Linked DNA regions of Mus musculus: region 2 is linked to region 1. The links are chromatin loops, found by intact Hi-C in ENCODE. Cell type or tissue: heart. All regions are shown on one strand. Links, peaks and the distances in the headings refer to the core of each region. The heading gives the core; the rest is flanking DNA.

Region 1 (2,912 bases), core at 96-2,595:
ATGAGCTAGGGGGCCCCTCACTGTTAGGCTCCACTTTTGTTCTCCCAGAAGCACCTGGAGCCACACTTTCTCGGGTTTGATGAGGCACAGAAATAATTGGCTCGGTGGGAAGAAATCACTCTGAAATCCATATCTCTATGCGCAGGGTGAGCAGGCACCCAGGACTCACTTGATAAGTAGCGATCGTTTCTCTGTCCAGGGTCCGTGTCACGGAGACACTGCCTGTGTTCTCATTGATTCTGAAAGTTCCTTTAGGGTCTTGATCCACTCCCTTCCCGGTGAGCCGGAACTTGGACCCTTCGGGTCTGTCGCTATCGACTACCTGTTCAGAGAGACAGAGTGACATTTAAGACGGTCTGAAAGGCATGGAGAGAGCCCGCCATAGACACCCCACACATACACACACACACACACATCCCTTGGGGACCAAACCACTAGTGTCAGGTGCCAGCGCAAAGCTGCCTGATCAACCAAGATTAGCCAAAAGCAACCTTGCCCAAAATAGCATCATCATCGCTTAGCTTGGTTCATGCAAATGGTTACAACTTACAGCTGAGGAAGCTTAGCAATAGTGGAAGCCCTGGGTAATGGAGCAAGGCGGGCGGGTGATGAGGAAACTTGCATTGTTTCTAATGGAGGAAGGAGATTTGGTTTTCTCTGCAAGCAAGGGTAAGTGTAGGAGTTGTTTATCTGCCACACACTGGGCAGGCACTGAGCAAGGTTTATACTTTGTTGCTAGTGCTAGTGACCACACGCCTCATGGCTCCCCTGGGTGCCAGGCTCTGCTGAGCGACTCTCATGAACCTCTTTATACTTTTAAATGGTGCTTGGAATGGGACTTTTTTTTTTTTAATCATCCTGAGTTTGTTTATATAATGGATGGAACCACAGTGGTCTGCAAGGTGGCTGTGGTCCCTGCTCTTAAACAGATGAAAGTGAGATTCTAAACCACGTTGTCCGTATCTCCTGACACCACTGTGCAACACTGCTCTTTGTGACCATTGACCTTGGTCTGATATCCGAAGGCTAAGTTCAGAAACTAGAGGTAGAGGGAGGTTCTTGTGAGCACAAGGGACAGTCAAGTCAGAAGCCGCAGACAGGTGGGGGAACACCTAGAAAATTCCAGAAATGGGGAGTCTTGAGCACACTCTGAGCAGAGGAGAGTTTCGGGAAGGTAAGGGTTAAAATATGGAGGTCAAAATTTGGCGTGTGGAACTGCTCAGTTAAAGAGGGGGACTGATGCTTGCACAAGCTGTATCATATTCACCCGTATCTCATGTGCTATCTATCAGAGTTACCATTGTTAATCTGGTTATAACAAACGCAGCTTAAAGGCCATGAACGCGGGAGGCACAGATAGAAGGCTGCGGATGTGCAGGCAGCTGTAACTACTTCAACCATGAGCAGGTGTCTATGTAAATCAGCACCCTCCAGGGGCCCTGCAAGAACCAAGCCTGCAATTCTGCATGCAGGCACCAGGTGGCAGTGGTGTCTAAGCTAGGATGAGCATCTTGGTGGGAGCATCTTGGTGGGTGATGTGGGAGGACTGGTTGAGGTACATCAAAACAATTCCACAAGACAGGAAGGTTTTCTTGCGTTTTCATTTTTATGATTTAAAAAAATGTTCTCTAATGAAATATACTTAAGGCTTTAATTAAACACCAATTATCTCTGTTTGAATTTTTAAGATTAATGGAAAATAGGATCAATAACAAGATGTATGATACTTTTTGATAAAAAGACATTTTAATTGTGATTTCACTGGAGTTAACTCATCTCAGGTCCTTTCCTGAGCCCCCATCCCCTGCTTAGAGGCCTCAGAAGGTCAAAGACCCCATGGCTTCTTGGCCTTCTGGTTGAGGCCAGGGTCCACCATATTGTCCAGTTGAGCAAACACATGCCTGTCTTCATGCAAACACGTTACAATCCTATCTTCAAACACAGGGTTTTGCCTCTGCTCCCAATTTCATCAGGTGCAAAGTGGGGACAATCACTATTTAGTTCTGGGGGGTAGGGAGTGGGGAGGGAGGCTGAGGATTTAAAGAGACAGTATAGCTGGGCGTGGTGGCCGGGTCTATACTCATAGCCACACAGGGTCTGAGCCAGTTCAAAGCTTGAATGTTCCAGAGTGATTTAGAGCCAGCTTGAGCACCTTGGTAAGACCCTATCACAAAATATAACTTTAAAAGGAGGCTTAGGGGCTCGGGTGAGCAGGCCTGGAGGTTGTAAGGGAGAAATAGCTGGCCCTGCTCATTGCCTGGGCAATGCTGGAGAGCTGGCCCTGGTGGCACAGGTCCAGGAGAGCTGGTCCTGGTGGCACGGGTCCAGGAGAACTGGCTCTGGTGGCACAGGTCCAGGAGAGCTGGCCCTGGTGGTACGGGTCCAGGAGAGCTGGCAAGCTGAGCAAACCCAGCCTCTACCCCATCACAGATCTAGGGCTTTGAGCTGGCCTACCCCAACAACCATCCCATCTATGAATTGCTGGTACATGTGAAGGGACCAGTCCTGCAGATCCAAAGCTGCAGGATCTCCATGATATCGGGCAACAGCAGAATATCCTAGGGGAATCACGGTGAGGATCCAGTATTGATAGTGTAGCAGAAGCCACAGGCCTCAAAACCAGGTCAATGATTCACGCAATTAACATTTGCAAGTAGAAGCTGTTTGGGCAAAGGGTCTACTGTGTGACATACCACAACCTCCACGGATATATATTTAAAACAACCATATATATATGAAATATTAAATAAAATATTTAATATATAACATTTATGTATTATATTTACATAAGATTTATTATTAAATATATTAAATGCAAATAAAAATAATAAAAACAAATATATAAATATAAGTATATTAAATTTTAATATATTTTTAGTTTTCCTTTAGTGGGGAGGTTCCAAGGGCAGAGG
Region 2 (2,912 bases), core at 110-2,609, 920 kb after region 1:
ATTTCAACTCATACCCGTGATGACTATTCAGTCGTGCCTCAATGAGAAGAATGTGGGCCGAGCTGGTGATCACCCACCTACCACCCTACAGCCACTCTGACTAGGACCCTTCCATACGTACCCTGTGGTCCAGAGCTTACAAAAGTGCTGAATGCCCCCCTGAGATCCCTCCCGAGGCCCTCGATAATTTGGAGAATCTCAGCAACTCTGTTTCGCCATCTCAGAAACCCGACAGTAATTACAGCTGCCACACTAGAGCGTTTGAGGGTTATTGAGTTAATGACTGTGAAGGCTGCGGAGCCCTTCAGAGTAAAGAAGCCATAAAAATCAGATAAATAAAACAGTCAATCAGCACGTGTTTATTGTGTCCACGGGGTGCACAGCACTGTGCTTGGAAATAAAGATTAAAGGGGAGGAGGGCGAAGGAAAGGAAGAAGAGTGGGTTCAATCCAAGGCTTCGCAGGCCTGGATGCAAGGGCAGCTATCAAGTAAAGAGCGAGGCCCCTCCGAGGCACTGAGAGATGAAGACAAAGCTGTCTACCCATGTGTAAGGAAAGGATAAAGAAAGCAAGGCTTCGGAGCAATAAAAGCAACTATTCAATAAGGCAAAAAAGAAAAGGCACCCGACTGTCCTCACTAAGAATCCAAACAGTGACAAAATGCCCGATTTCAATGCTCATGTAGAAAATTCTAATTTCTGGTTTCCTGACACACTTGTGTATGAAAGGTGTGAGGAAACAAACTCTGACATCCAGTTTTGGGGACATTGTCAATGGAGGCAACCTCCAGGACAGTAATTAAGTGAGGGAGAGAACAATTAAAAGTAAATGTACATATTTTAATAAACAAATATCAAATGATTTATATTAATAAATCTTATTAACAAATATCAATATTTGATACATATTAATAGTATGTTGTCTTGAAGAAACAAACCCAACTTTCCTAGCTGGAACATGAACTCCCTCGCCTTGGTTAATGTGACCGTGATACTCGAGGGGAGACAGGAACAGGAAGAAACGGGCCTTTTACAGATTCTGAGGGCCACTCTACAGCAAAAAGTCATCTTGGAGAGGGTAATTACACCTCCAATTGCTTTCCGTTTTATTTCGTTTTCTTACCTGCAGTTGGCAAGCAGGGGGAACTGTTCTGTCCATCCACGCCAAACCTCAAAGCTCATCGGGTTCCCTGTTTCTATAGCAAACCCATGAAAGGGAGAAGCCTGCTGGTGTGAGCTGCTTTGATGGGAGGAAGCCTGGAAGACGCATTTTAATTTCAATTTGTGTGAAGCTTTTGTATCAAATTACGGATCTGGGCAGGATGTGGCTTAGCGAAGAATCCCACTTTCCTAGGTTGGCATGTATTCATTGTGCCACCATGGGGTGAAATAATTAATGCTAAGACACCCCCTTTCTCCTGTGATGGCTGCTGGTCTCCCACTTCCCAGACTGATCAGATCAGGGGTCAAATAAGAGATTAATATTCACAAACCACAGCTACCTACTTGGAAGCCCCAGAGTAGGGCAGCAGGGCAGTCCCCCCAGGCAAGTCTCTTGCTGCAATGGGATCATGCAAGTCGGCTGAGGTTTAACTGCAAGACGACCAGCCAATGGCCAGCCAAGGTTGCCTAACTGATCCAAAGCAAAGGCGAGGAACTCAGGAACGAACGCAGCTGCATTTAGCAAAACCATCAGGCCACTGGTTTCCCTGCAACTGGATTCACCCAGTTGTTTTGATGCAAGTGAGATTGGCCCTGTAAAAGAAAGGCAACACAATGAGGGGGATGGGGTGAGGGGCGAAGAGCCACTAGTATTTAATCGTTATTCATTCTATCTGGTTGGGCAAACCAAGATGATCTCCGTAGGGGTACCTGACCAGGGATGCTAGAATAGGTCTGCTAGATTGGCGTCCTCACCCTCCTTCCCCAGCTGCTGGAAGAGTTGCTGCTATGGGTCAACAGATGCTTTTAAAGGACAGCTTTCCACTGGGTCAGCAAGGAGGGTGTACTCTATCCCTTGACCTCCCTCCATCAACTCTTTGGGGGACAGCCAGTGGCTTCTTAAAGCTGGAATAGAAGGCCAGTCTCCCAAGTCTCAAGATGGGGCACTGTGGGGAATTGCAGGCTGGTATCCAGTTGAGCTGAGGTCTGAACCCCGATGATCATAATTCACCTTCATGACATGGTAGGCGTTTCCCTCATGCTCCTGGAACTCTGGCCCCTGCCTAAGTTACCGCCCCCCACAGCCCCCACAAGAGAAGCATGGTCAGTAGTCACATAGACAATGGCCCAAGCTTCTGACCTTCAGGCTAAACTCCTCCCCAGTTCCCTAGCAACAGTGAGGACCATAAAAAGGGCTGGTCAGCCCCACCTTGTTCTCTCACTCTCTTACTGCCTACTCTCTTGTCTCCCTCTTACCCTTCTCTCTCACTCTCTCTCCTCTCTCTTTGTTTTCTCTCCTCTCTCCTTTCTCTTTGTCCTCTCCTCTCCTCTCTCCCTCTTACTCTCTTTCTCACTAGCCTTTTTTCTCTCTCTCTCTCCCTCTCTCTCTCTCTCTCTCTCTCTCTCTCTCTCTCTCTCCTCTCTCTCTCTCCCTTTTCTCTTTCTCCCTGCATTTCTATAATAAAGCTCTTAAACCATAGAGAGTCTCTGCTCCATCAAGATCTGCTACACACTCTGGTCAATGTTGGGAACCTCTTCCCTCATCCCTCTCTCCCATAACCCCGGGGGCTACAGGGTGTGGCCCTGGGCCCCCAGGTCGGGGACTGCCCCTTATCTGCCCCCTGTCAAGTGGGTCAAAGACTTAGATGCCCACCTGGGGCTGAGTGGAAAGCACCTGGCAGCCCTCCTGGATCTGCCTGCCCAGAGCATAGGAGGAACTCTGGCCGGACGTGAGCTATTTACACCCCATCCC

The links. Hi-C counts contacts between places; a loop is a spot of excess contacts. Peaks named below come from ENCODE experiments on the same cell type or tissue, not always from the same donor. Only the 100,000 strongest peaks of a DNase experiment are listed, where the experiment ranks them.
Region 2: a loop joins it to region 1, with 9 times the contacts of the local background. A loop is called at or near these places in 15 of 42 quality-filtered maps.

The regions. Positions count from the first base shown.
Region 1 is chr8:118,849,129-118,852,040 of GRCm38, reverse strand. Cdh13 (cadherin 13) reads right to left here. Exons shown (of 14, transcript NM_019707.5): 5 at 170-322. Among named protein-coding and RNA genes, the nearest start is that of Gm31893, 210 kb to the left of the region's middle. In heart, for the core only: no CTCF peak of the experiment used is centred there; a DNase peak (open chromatin) is centred at 1,430.
Region 2 is chr8:117,927,238-117,930,149 of GRCm38, reverse strand. No RefSeq gene overlaps it. Among named protein-coding and RNA genes, the nearest start is that of Gm39262, 20 kb to the left of the region's middle. In heart, for the core only: no CTCF peak of the experiment used is centred there; no DNase peak of the experiment used is centred there; H3K27me3 peaks cover 1,258 bases.